2 separate regions of the Homo sapiens genome follow, and region 2 is linked to region 1. A link is a contact called in ENCODE Hi-C or POLR2A ChIA-PET data. All regions are on one chromosome and are shown on one strand. The core of a region is the stretch at or near the end of the contact, and the rest is flanking DNA. Distances in the headings are between cores, read along the strand shown.

What was found. Hi-C counts contacts between places; a loop is a spot of excess contacts on that map. ChIA-PET counts read pairs that join two places held with the same protein, here RNA polymerase II (POLR2A). Pooled maps may share reads with other maps.
Region 2: a loop to region 1 is called in a pooled map, with 9 times the contacts of the local background. The contact joins two enhancer-like sites. A Hi-C loop is called at or near these places in 14 of 37 single-sample maps with no recorded cell type and 5 of 50 pooled maps. POLR2A ChIA-PET finds 5 or more read pairs at or near these places in 2 of 52 experiments (BJ and activated B cell).

The regions. Positions count from the first base shown.
Region 1 is chr18:44,801,437-44,807,319 of GRCh38, forward strand. All of the region lies in intron 2 of SETBP1 (SET binding protein 1), which reads left to right. Among named protein-coding and RNA genes, the nearest start is that of SETBP1, 120 kb to the left of the region's middle. RefSeq lists enhancers at 1,590-1,639, 1,698-2,180. Within about 2 kb of position 1,900, at least 17 of the 41 ENCODE cell types and tissues checked have a DNase peak (open chromatin) inside an H3K27ac peak, as active enhancers do.
Region 2 is chr18:45,102,422-45,107,877 of GRCh38, forward strand. All of the region lies in intron 3 of LOC105372091 (a long non-coding RNA gene), which reads right to left. Among named protein-coding and RNA genes, the nearest start is that of MIR4319, 130 kb to the left of the region's middle. RefSeq lists enhancers at 1,049-1,098, 1,179-1,248. Within about 2 kb of position 1,255, at least 4 of the 41 ENCODE cell types and tissues checked have a DNase peak (open chromatin) inside an H3K27ac peak, as active enhancers do.

The sequences.
Region 1 (5,883 bases), core at 650-3,149:
AAGAAAGGAACTTCTTGACAGGGACATGACTGCCTTTGGAAAGTCATCCAGTTGAAGTGTGACATGAGTACTGTCACTACACAGCCATACTCAGCAGTAGAAGCCTTGACTTTGTTACCAATGAGGAGTATGTGTGTGCATGTGCACAGGTTTGCATATGTGTGTGGATTTGTGTGTGTGTTTCTCAACATTGGGACCATTCATGGTTGAATGACTTTTGAAGGTTGAGATGAATTTTATTTTTTTAATTTGAAAACAAATATTACACTTGTTTATTGAGCTTGCCATATAAAAAGAATGAGGTGTGCGAAAGGGAGTAATTTAACAAAGACTTTTTTTTTTTTTTTGTAATTTCTTGGTCTTTGATTTAGTTTACCCAGAATCCAAAAGGAGCACTTCCTACGTTGTGGTAGTTAAATTGTTCCTTTTCCAAGCAGACATGCCTATAAAGTCATTAATGTATTTATGGGGAACCATCTGGCCACTGGAAATGATCCATTTCATACCCTAATGAGAATGTTCTTCTCAGCCCTTCAGTCCAGCCCAGGTTAAAGGAATTAGACAGCCTGTAGGTGAACTCTGGCTACAGTAAATTTCTCACCCCACCTGGCACTTGCCTCCTTTCTTGCTCTCCTCTGCCAGGCAGAAATAATTGGCATACACCGTCCTCCAGGGAATCTCCTTTTCAAGGTTCAGATCAGAGCTGGTGCTTCCATCATTTTTTTTGCATCAATGTCACTGGCCCTGAATCTTTTTCTGAAACAGAGACAGTCATTCTTCTGAGGATCCAAATATTTTCTATGATAGTTTCTGCTCACCTTTCCTAGTCTGGTTTCATGGAAGAAAGATTCATAGATAAGTAGGTTGATTCTTGGAAAGAACCTTTGTGCAGATGGCTTTTGTTCCAGGAATCAATTATGAAGACCCACTGATACTTGTCAAGGCACAGGATTGGGGACTTTAGCTTTGCGAAAGTGTCTGACTATATACAACCAAAGAATAAGCGACAACTTTGCTTATTTGATCTCATTCAACTGGAATGCTCTCTTTCCTTGTCAGTACCCCATTCATTCTTCAAGAAAGGAGTGTCTTCCTCTGAAAAATATTCCTAGACTTCTTAGATTCCAGGTGTATCTTCCTTCCTCAGCATTCATCTTGAGCCCATGTATCTATTCCTTGTCCCACCCATGTGATTGCTTTATGCACACATCATAACTGAATCTGCTTGAGAGAGAAGGGAATGCCTATGTGTGGTTTGTCTCACAAAATCTAATAAGATGCCATATCCAGAACGATGACTCATAGTTACTTAATGAATTATTCAGGTCAAGCATGGCTTTCTCAACTATTCCTAGACTTTTCACTTCTCCTTAGTAATAGCAGGTCTTCATTTCTGGCCATGGGGTATGCACGTCGGTAACCTGCCAGTCCTCCAAGAACCAAGCTTTTTGTTTGTTTTTTGTTTTTGTTTTGTTTTCAGTAGGAATCAGCTATGTTCCCCTGGCATCAGAGGAAACCTGTAGGTATTTCTGTGGGTCATTTGGGCCTGGGTGTCCTTGAGTAGACGTTGAAAAGTATTCTTCCAAAGCACAGAGCCCCATGCGGAGTTAAAGCAAAGATCAGAAAACCAGAGAAGGTCTCGGGAGAGAACACACCATATAAGGTAAGGGCCAATATTTGCTTGCAGGGATTGGGGGAAGGGACATCCTTAGGAACCGAGAGTAATGACTTTGGTCTTCTGAAAGTGCTGTTCTGTTATATAGCAGGCCATTAAACTATGTTAACAGTCATATCAGTTATGTTCAAAATGCTGCTCCTTTGTATATAAACACAGTGGAGTTCTGTAGCTGTGAAGGCCCAGGCCCTTGGCACGGCTGTTCCAGGGTAGGTAGTAAAACGTTTCTTCAGGACTCTGCAGCAGCTGCCCTAATGGAACACTATTGACTTGAGTTACATCGGAGCTAAATATAGCTGGTGCAGTCATGTCCACAGGATTGCATCTGATAGCCAGGACAGAATGTGCTTCTTAGAGACATGCACTTCTTAGACTGAGTCTCCCAGAAGCTGCTTCGAGACTCCTGCCCTTTCCCTTTCCTCCATTATTTTCTCTCTTGATTACTCTTTCTTTTCACTTTTCCTCTTCCAGCTTTCCTGTTCTTCCCCTCTCCATACTTTAGGTCTCACTTCCTCAATAGTGAAAACAAGGAGTTGGGCATCTTTAAACTACCATTCTTAAATTCTTACATTTATCTTTTCTCTCTGTATTCTTTTCTCTTCACCTCTTTTTCACTATTTTTCTCATTCTTTACATTTCTTAATTTTTCTCTATAACTCTTTCACTTTATCCACCTCTAAACAGGGTATATTCTTTAAAAGAAACTTTTTCCTATCTAGCTAAAATTTACTGTTTTCAGGAAGAAAACTCAGATTTAGACAATTGAATATTTTTTCATTAAGTAGTGATGTCTTCTCATGGTCTGTTGCAAAATGACAGAGAAGTATGAGGTAAACTAGCATATTATTGGAACTATTTTTTTTCTCCTTTTTCATCCCTCACTCTTTTGGCTAATTAGTTATCAGGACAAGGTAAGAGGTTGTGTCTGCAATAAGTAAATTGTTTTTAGCCATCCATACCTTTTGGCAAACCAGTTGCCCAAATACACATGATTTTGAAAAAAGAGAGGCACTTGAAACAAAGAAAGGAAACCAAGAGGTTATAAAATTGAACAAGTTAATCTCTTATGTCTTAAAGTGGAGGATATAGTGTGTGCATGGTTGTGCAAGTCTGTGAGTCAGTGTGTGACATTTATTTCCATTCAGGTTATGAGGATGAAAGAGGAGAATATGTAGATGGGCTTAGGCCAGGCGATTTTGACCAAAATGTTATGTATTCCTCATCATGGAATATTCTAATTTGCTTCAAATCATGTGAACCTCATTTCAAGCAGCAGATATTTTCCTGAAGAGATATGAATTTTTGTAAACTGTAGAGTCCGTGGAGAGCCTGGAGAACATTCTGGCAGAATATGACAGGTAGAATAGGGTAAGAGAGCTGTTCGAAAGTAATCCTGTGGCTAACTTATTTTGCAAGATTTGGTTTTGGGATCTGGGTTTTCCCCTCCCTTTTAATGGGTACCTTAAAAAGAATGAATGCTTTTACTAAAGGATCCCAAAGTATTTTCATAATTCTCATGGTCTATGAGAGAACATGCAGTTCTATCCACTATGAGGAAGGCAAAAGCCCATAAATATGGTTCAACTTGCCCCAAGCACACAAACAGAGAACTTGAGTATTATAAAGGGATTTGGGGACCATTAAATCCAGCCCTCTTCTTATTAGTAAAAAGAATGAGCTCAACGTGGGATGGTGATTTCTGATAGAGCTTGCATCGTTTCTTACACTCTCATGGTTTTTTTCTCCGGATATGGGGGAACATCCTTAAGGGCCCTGTGCAAAGGCTTCCACTCCTCCAGGCCATGTCACCTATCAGTCTGTGTGACATGTGTTTCACAGAACACACAGTGAGACATAAACGATGATGGGAAATTCCTCTGTAAGCCTTAGACACAAGGCTGCTGCAGGATCCTGGCCTCCCCTGGAATAAGCACTGTGTGTGCTTCAACTCCTGGACTCAAGCTTCTCCCAAGATCTCAGGCTGTTTGCAGTCCCTACACTTTGTCCATACAACTAAAGTCTAAGGAGAGCTGATAGAGGAAGTTTTCTCTCTCTAGGGATTTAAATTAGGGATTTAAATGTATCAGAAGACTTTAAAGATGAGAAACCGTTTAAGACTCCAAGTAATTAAATAATAAAATAATAAAAGTATTCCTAGCATGTTGAAAGGTGACATTGGGAACCTGCTTATTTGCTGCTCAGCCATATGTCTGAGGGATTAACTTATTCTGTGTGTCTAGCAGCTGCCAGACACCCATGGGGATGGCTGTGGGTCCATGTGTATGCACATGTAAGTGTGTGTGTGTGTGTGTGTGTGTGTGTGGGTGTGTTTGTACGTGTACTTCTCTTCCTTCACCGTCTCAAAACCTACCAGTTATTCAATTCTATGCTCAAATCTCAACCCCTTCACAAAGCAATTTTGGACTTCTCCAAAGGTGTTTTTACCCTGGACATCTCCTTTTTAACTTTGATTATGTTCTGTTGTCCTGGTAACTTCATATGAATTTCCATGGTCTGTTAAACTGTTCTTTCTTTATTTCAGGCATTTGCTTTTTCTTCTGATCTAGATCGTTATTTCCTTGATGGCAGAGACTGTCATCTTTTTCTTGATTTCGCCATAGCCTGACCATGGCCTTGAGCTCAGCGCTGAGCTTGTAGGGCTAGAGCACCTTTGGTTTGGGCATCCAAAGAGAGCTTGGCTGGCACAACTCATTTTTTCAGCAAAGGAAGTAACACTTCACTCAGTTAAGGTTAATCAGATAAGGCAGTGGTAGGGCTAGGGGGAGCACTAGTTCATCCAGCCTCATTGTTCTATGCTAAATTATAGGTGTCTGAACTAAATTTCAGGGGAGAAGTCTGGTAGATCCTCCATGCTTGGCAGGAAAGTGTGCTGGAGGGTCTAGAAGTCATGCCCCAGACCTTCTTTTCCTCTTTGCCTCTGTCACACACTTCTTGATATTTCTGTTATCCTGAAGTACCATGTGTGCATACATGCACCTGCCTACCATTAAATGAAGGAAATGCCACTTTAGGAAGCTGAGAATAAATAGAAAAATGTGGAAGAAAAGTTAATCTACCTAGGAGAAAGTAGAAAAAGAGATCTTTGTTTATTTTTAAAAAATCTGTTTTCCCTTATGGATAACTTTCAAACTCTGTTTTTGGCTTTTCTTAAAGCCTGTGAATCTGTCTTCTGCCACTGGCATATTTTAGCAGGAGTGGTCACAAGACCTTGTCCCCTGCTAATGCATCATGTTTGATTCTTCTGTGTAATATTTTCTCCTTTTCATATCTTTCAGGAAAGGTTCATTCTAAGTTTCTCTCTCTGTCTCGCTGTATGTGTGTGTCTTTCTGCTATCACAAAGATATCTATATATTTATGTACCAGTTTGTTTTGATTTTCTCACTTATGTGACTACTAGTAACACTTAAACTCTTAACATGCTGAAAACTAGCCTACGTTTTCTGACTGAACTTTGTTTTTCCGTAGTAGACTTTGGCTCATAATGAGCTCCTTTTTTTTTTTTTTTTTTTTTTTTTTTTTTTTTTTTTTTTTGGCAATGGTGCTTTTTCTTTAAGAGATAGGGTCTTGTTACATTGCCCAGGCTGGAGTGCAGTGGCTACTCACAGGTGTGATCATACCTTATTTAATTCCTGGACTCAAGCAATCCTCCAACCTCGGCCTTTTAAATAGCTGGAACTACAGGCATGTGCCATTGCATCTGGCTTGGTAATGGTGCTTTAACATAGTGTCCTTATGTTTAGGACTCAGTTTCCCTCCTGCGTGCCACCTAGCCATTGCTTTCTCATCTTTTAATGTCTAACTTTACATGTAGATTTACCCAGCCTGAACCAGCAGCTTCCATTTCAGGATTCCATTATTGTTCTCAGTAAGCCCCAGAGAGCTAATATAGAACTGGGTTCAAAACTGCATTGAGTGTGTTAATCTTCACCCCCTAACTACACTGTAAGCTCTGGAAGGTAACAGTGGGAATCTTATATTTTTTTCTGTGGCAATCATTTTGCATAGCACAAACTTGGCAATATAATGTGAGCTCAGACTGAGGCTCAGAACACAGGGAACAGTATACATTAAAACCACATTTTATAGATTGTACATATAGTTTATTTCTTGGTTGTATATTTGCACTGTAGATCTAAAGTTTACGGCCACTGATTTCATTTTTCCATCTTAAGAGTCTTTTTTTTTT
Region 2 (5,456 bases), core at 5-2,504, 300 kb after region 1:
GGGAAAAATATTGGTCCTTCTCCCTCACAGGTAGCTTGGAAAGCACTTCTGTATGGTGAAAGTCTTCCTCTTGTTCTTATTCCTCAGCTATCCAGTTCCCTCCTGGAGGCAATCAATGTTATTGGTCTCCTGTGTTTTACACACACACACACACACTCACACTAGCTTATTAAATGTTCTGTATCTTGTTTTTGCTTTTTTCATTTAGTAATATGTCTTGACGATTTTGTTTGAAACTTTTAAAATAGCTGGAGAATAACCACTTGTACAGAGGTTCTTTATTTTAGCCACTTCTGTTTTGTTATGAAGATACTGCTTAATGAATAATTGGATATATTTTATTTCACACATGCAAATAAAATGTTTGACATTGAACACTTGTGTTTAAAAGGAAGCATGCATTTAATATGCATATTAATTGTTAAATGAATGCTTGTTGAGTTAAAAATGCAAGAATTGGTGAAGCTTTTGAGGAGAGATAGGCAGATCATCTGTGGAGCCTTAAGTGCAGGGAGAATTTGGCGTCATAGGGTGGAGGCTTTGTGAAGTGCGGGGACAGCTCACAGAGCACTCAGGTTCACCTCCACGCTGCCTTGTAGGAAGGCAAGAGATTAGCAGAACTGAGCCTCAAACTCAGGCCCCTCCTATCTCAACTTCCTCCCTCTTTAGACTCCTGCTGGGATGCTCTGCTCCTTTCTTTCTGTTAAACTACATGTGTATACCCATCACTTGTTGATTGGACTTACATCTCTCTGTAGCAGGACGAGCCGCAGACAAGAACCCCTCAGATACCGAATTGTAGAAGGAAAGGGCTTTATTCAGCTGGGAACATTGGCAGACTCACGTCTCCAAAAACTGAGCTCCCTGAGTGAGCAATTCCTGTCCCTTTTAAGGCCTTACAACTCTAAGGGGGTCCGTGTGAGAGGGTCTTAATCAATTGAGCAAGCAGAGAGTACGTGACTGGGGGCTGTGTACACCTGCACTGGTAATTAGAGTGGAACAGAACAGGATAGGGATTTTCACAGTGCTTTTCCATACAACGTAATCTATAGATAACATAACCAATTAGGTCAGGGGCCAATCTTTACTAGGCCCAGGCTGTGGTGCCGGGCTGTCTGCCTGTGGGTTTCATTTCTGCCTTTTAGTTTTTACTTCCTTTTTTTCTTTGGGGGCAGAAATTGGGCATAAGACAATATGAGGGGTGGTCTCCTCCTTATCTCCTGTGCCTTTTCAGCTTCAGGAAGACACAGTGGAAAAGTGGAATGAGTTTAGGCTTCGATATAGATGCAAGGTCCTGGCTTTAAAGCCTTCTCTACCTGTGGGACTTGGGCCAGTTGTTGAACCTCTCCATTTCTTGTGTCTAAAATTCAGACTGTAGTGTGTCCTCTAGTGTGTCCTCACAGAGTGGGGAAGTATGAATTAAGCTGGCTCAGGTAATGCTCCAGTGCTGGTGTCCAGGTTGTAGTAAGCTCTCAAAAGGTTTTGCCCCCTCACTACCTTGAACACCTGCCCAGATGCTCTGTAAATGCTCACTGAACTGAATCTAGTCACATGAAACTTCACAGTACATTTCTGTATCTCTTCCTTATTGAGGTGGCTGCTTGTGTCTTCATATCTTCAAGATGCATTTACTGCCAAAGAGCTTGGGAGGCCAACTCTTAGAGGCTCATTGCATTAGAATGAAAAAAGCACAAGAGGCTGATTGTCCCCCAAGGAGAAACAGGCAAGATACTGAAGGAAAGGGAGACTGCTGCTCTTCTAGGAGTTCAATGAGAAACAGTCATTAGAGCCACAGCCTGCTGTGCAGAAAACAGGCTGTAGTGAGAGAGCATTTTGGATTCACTGACCCGAAGTTCATGCTTCCTGTCTATCTGCTGCATTCTTATATTACCTTAACAAATGTCAGCCTAGCTGTTGAAGGTACAAATGGTACACTGCAAAGAATGCACTGAACATGTTTTGAGCTCAATGTTGATGCCTCCAAAAGGGCAGGGTGGGAAGGAAATGACCAGGGCCAAAGAGGCTAAAGGGTGCCCTGTTGCAAATTGGCCAATTGAGAGTTGTTTGCTGGGACATGCATTCTGGTGCACGCTGGTGGTGCACTGGTAGTCTGTATAGCTCCTGTTGCGTCTAGTCCATGAGCTCTTTAGCCCAAATGCACTCAGATGCTCACAACAGGCTTTTAAATAGCACTTGCTGGATGAATGGCAAGTGTGTCTTTGCAGTCTCCTGCAGGATTAATTAGCAGTTTCCTGGACTTTGGTAGGATGTCCTTAATGCTCAGCAACAATCCAGCACAAATCAAAAACCTGTGTAATGGTCATTACCGTTAGAACTCAATACCAGGAATCCTCACCTTTTGTTATGAACTATTTAACTCCCTCTGCCTCTAAGAAAAAGCACATTTTTGAAATTAAAGCTGCATTTACACCCTTAGAGAAAGGTGTTTTGTTTTAGCTTGAATACTGAAAACTACTCAGTCCCTCAGGCTAATGTGAACATGATCCCCTTGTTAGTCTTTTGCTTTTCCCATGTAATACAAATGTCAAAGTCCTCAATACCAATACAAATTCCCTGCTCTTGAAAAAGACTGGTAAAAAAGGATAAAGATGTGGATGAAGAAGAGGATCTGGCCTCTCCAGGGGGACTAAGCAGAATTCATAAGAATGCCAAACTTTTCAACTGAGGCTTTAATCATTATCCATCCATCCACCCATGCATTTAACATCTATGGGACATCTACTATGCCAGAAACTGTGCTTTGGATAAAGGATGAAGAAACCACAGCCTGTGTCTTCAAGCTTCTAGTTATGAGCATCCACCAAGAAGTTACCATAGGTGATCTTGTCAGATGGCAAGAAGCCATCTGAATTCAGAGCAAGGAATTAGGGATGAAACCAGAGAAGGCCTGAGTAGTCATGGATACAAGAACATCTATCTCCCTCAATACTTTTGTGAAATTACCAGTTTTCTGAGTCTTTTCCCTTTACTTGTAATAACACTAGTCAAAGGTTGATTGCCTGATTTATTCCTTTTGGTTCCTTCCTCTGAAGGTAAGGATTCTGCTTAAGGAATGTCTAGCAATTAGTAAATACCTACAGCATAGGACTCATGTCTTCTAGAATGCCAAGCTTATTGCTAAATACATGTATAACTAATAGGTGCCTGTCTGGCCTGTTGTAGCTTTGGTATAATCTTCACTAGGTTCCATGAATACTGAGTAAGAACAGGACACTGGCAAAAATGGCAGTCATTTCTTTACTGCTGTTTCTTCTTCATTCACACCACCTTCTAGAGAACCTCCTCTTTGAAATGTAACCCCAAGTACCAGAAGCTCCCCAAGCCATGCCATGGCTAACTACACCAGATGAAGCTCAGGAAATCCATGTCTCTTTTCAGAATTAAAAAGGAACTCCTAGATTAAGTAGATTAAATTAATGAGTGTCAGTGCTTTAACTAGAAACCTATATAGATTCAAAGGGTGTGGCCACTTTTGGGTACTGCTCTGATTTACGTGATGAGTGCACGAGTAGAGAAGCTCATCTGTGACAGAAAAATGAAGCAGAGATGAGAAATTCTTAGTATCTCCCAACTCTGCAGGTCCTATGATACCCCATTATGTAGCCATTGGGTTCTATGAGTTATATATTTACATGTATAACTTCTTTCTAATATTTAAACTAGTTTGAATAGACTTTTAGTGCTCATAACCAAAGGATAGCTGACTAAGGAGAATAAAGGTCTAGGTTCTTACTAGGAATTTATCAGGATAAAAGGCTAGATACAGAAGGAATATGGACTGTGGAGGTCAGAAAGCACCAGTCTGTGATAATCCAATAATCTTACAGAAATAGGAGAAGAAAGATATCAAACCAACATCAACTTTTGCCTGTTTTAGATTAAAAAAAAATCTGAAGCATTTGGTCTGTTTCTGCTTTCCTGATGATCTATCTGATGTGAAAATCTTGCATTGTCTTTATCTACAGCTGTTCCAGCTAGTTGGTATGGAGACATTGTGGCTTTACCACTGCAGCAGCACTGCCCAGTAGAACTTCCTGTGATGACAAAAATGTTCTATATCTGTCCAACACAAAAGCCACAAGTCACATGTGGCTGTGGAGCACTTGCAATGTGACTAGTGTGACTAAGAAACTGAAAATTTAATTTATTTTTAATTAACATAAATGTAAATAGAAAGAGTCACATGTGGCACTCTCGTAGCTACTGTATTGGCTAGAGTGGCTCTAGTATATGCTGCCAAATCCCACAACTGTTATCTCAGTGCTACAACCCACTTCAACAGCCGCCCAGCAGTTCCTCTCTTCTCTCTGTTGTTTCATTATATGGCCAGTCTTCACAAAGCTATGGGAGAGATCTTCAAAAATACAAATCAGCTTAGGAAACCCTCCTGTTGATATCCCTCCTGTGATTTATCTTTACATTTGTAATAAAATCTAAACTTCTCCTGCAGCCTGAAGGTCCTACCTGATCTGACGCTTGCCTACCTATTTCGCTGTATCTTCTTCCAATCCTCCTACCACTCTGTCCCATATTCACCACACTCCAGCCTCACTGGCCTTCCTTCTGTGCCCTGGACACACAAAGGACACCATCAGCTCAGGACTTTGATTTCGTCTCTTTTAAACTTAGAATATTTTCTCCCAGATCTCGCTGTAGCTGGCTGTTCCTTGTCATTTAGATCTCAGTTTGTGTATCAGTTTCTAAGATAATTCTTTCCTGGCCACCCTGCCTAAAGCAGCTTCCACAATGGGTCCTTCTTCTTAAAATGTATTTATTTTCGTTCTGTTTCATTTTCTTCATAGGACTTAGCACTTTCTGAAATCATCTCATGTATATCTATCATATTATATCATATTATATCTTTATCCACTTACCCATCTACTCATCTATATTCATCCATCCATCCATCCATCCGTCTTCTAGTGCTCATAACCAAAGGATAGCTGACTAACATAAGGAGAATAAAGGTCTAGATTCTTATTTTTTATCATCCATCTTATCTTTTACCATCTACCTTTTACCTCTGTATCCCTTCACAAAAAGGTAAGCCCATAACAAAAGAGGATTGGTTTGACTTAGTCACTATTGTAGCCTAAGAGCCTGGAACACTGCCTGGAATGCAGTAAGTGCGCAACAAATATTTTCTGATAGATAGACTGACTCACTGAATAACTACTTATTCATAGTTTGGAACCCTTGGCTGAGGCTCTTGCAAGGACTCCTTCTCACACAGCACTGGATCCACCAGAAAGGTACTGATATGTCAAAAACTGAGCTCTGACCTTTCCCCAAAAACTGACTCCTCTGCAGTTCTCTCTGTCTTGATTAGTGATAGCACCATTCTGGTACTGATTCATGCCAAATACCTCAGTGTCATCACTGACTCCTCACTTTCTCTTACCCCACATCCTATCCATCAGCAACTTTTGGCTTAG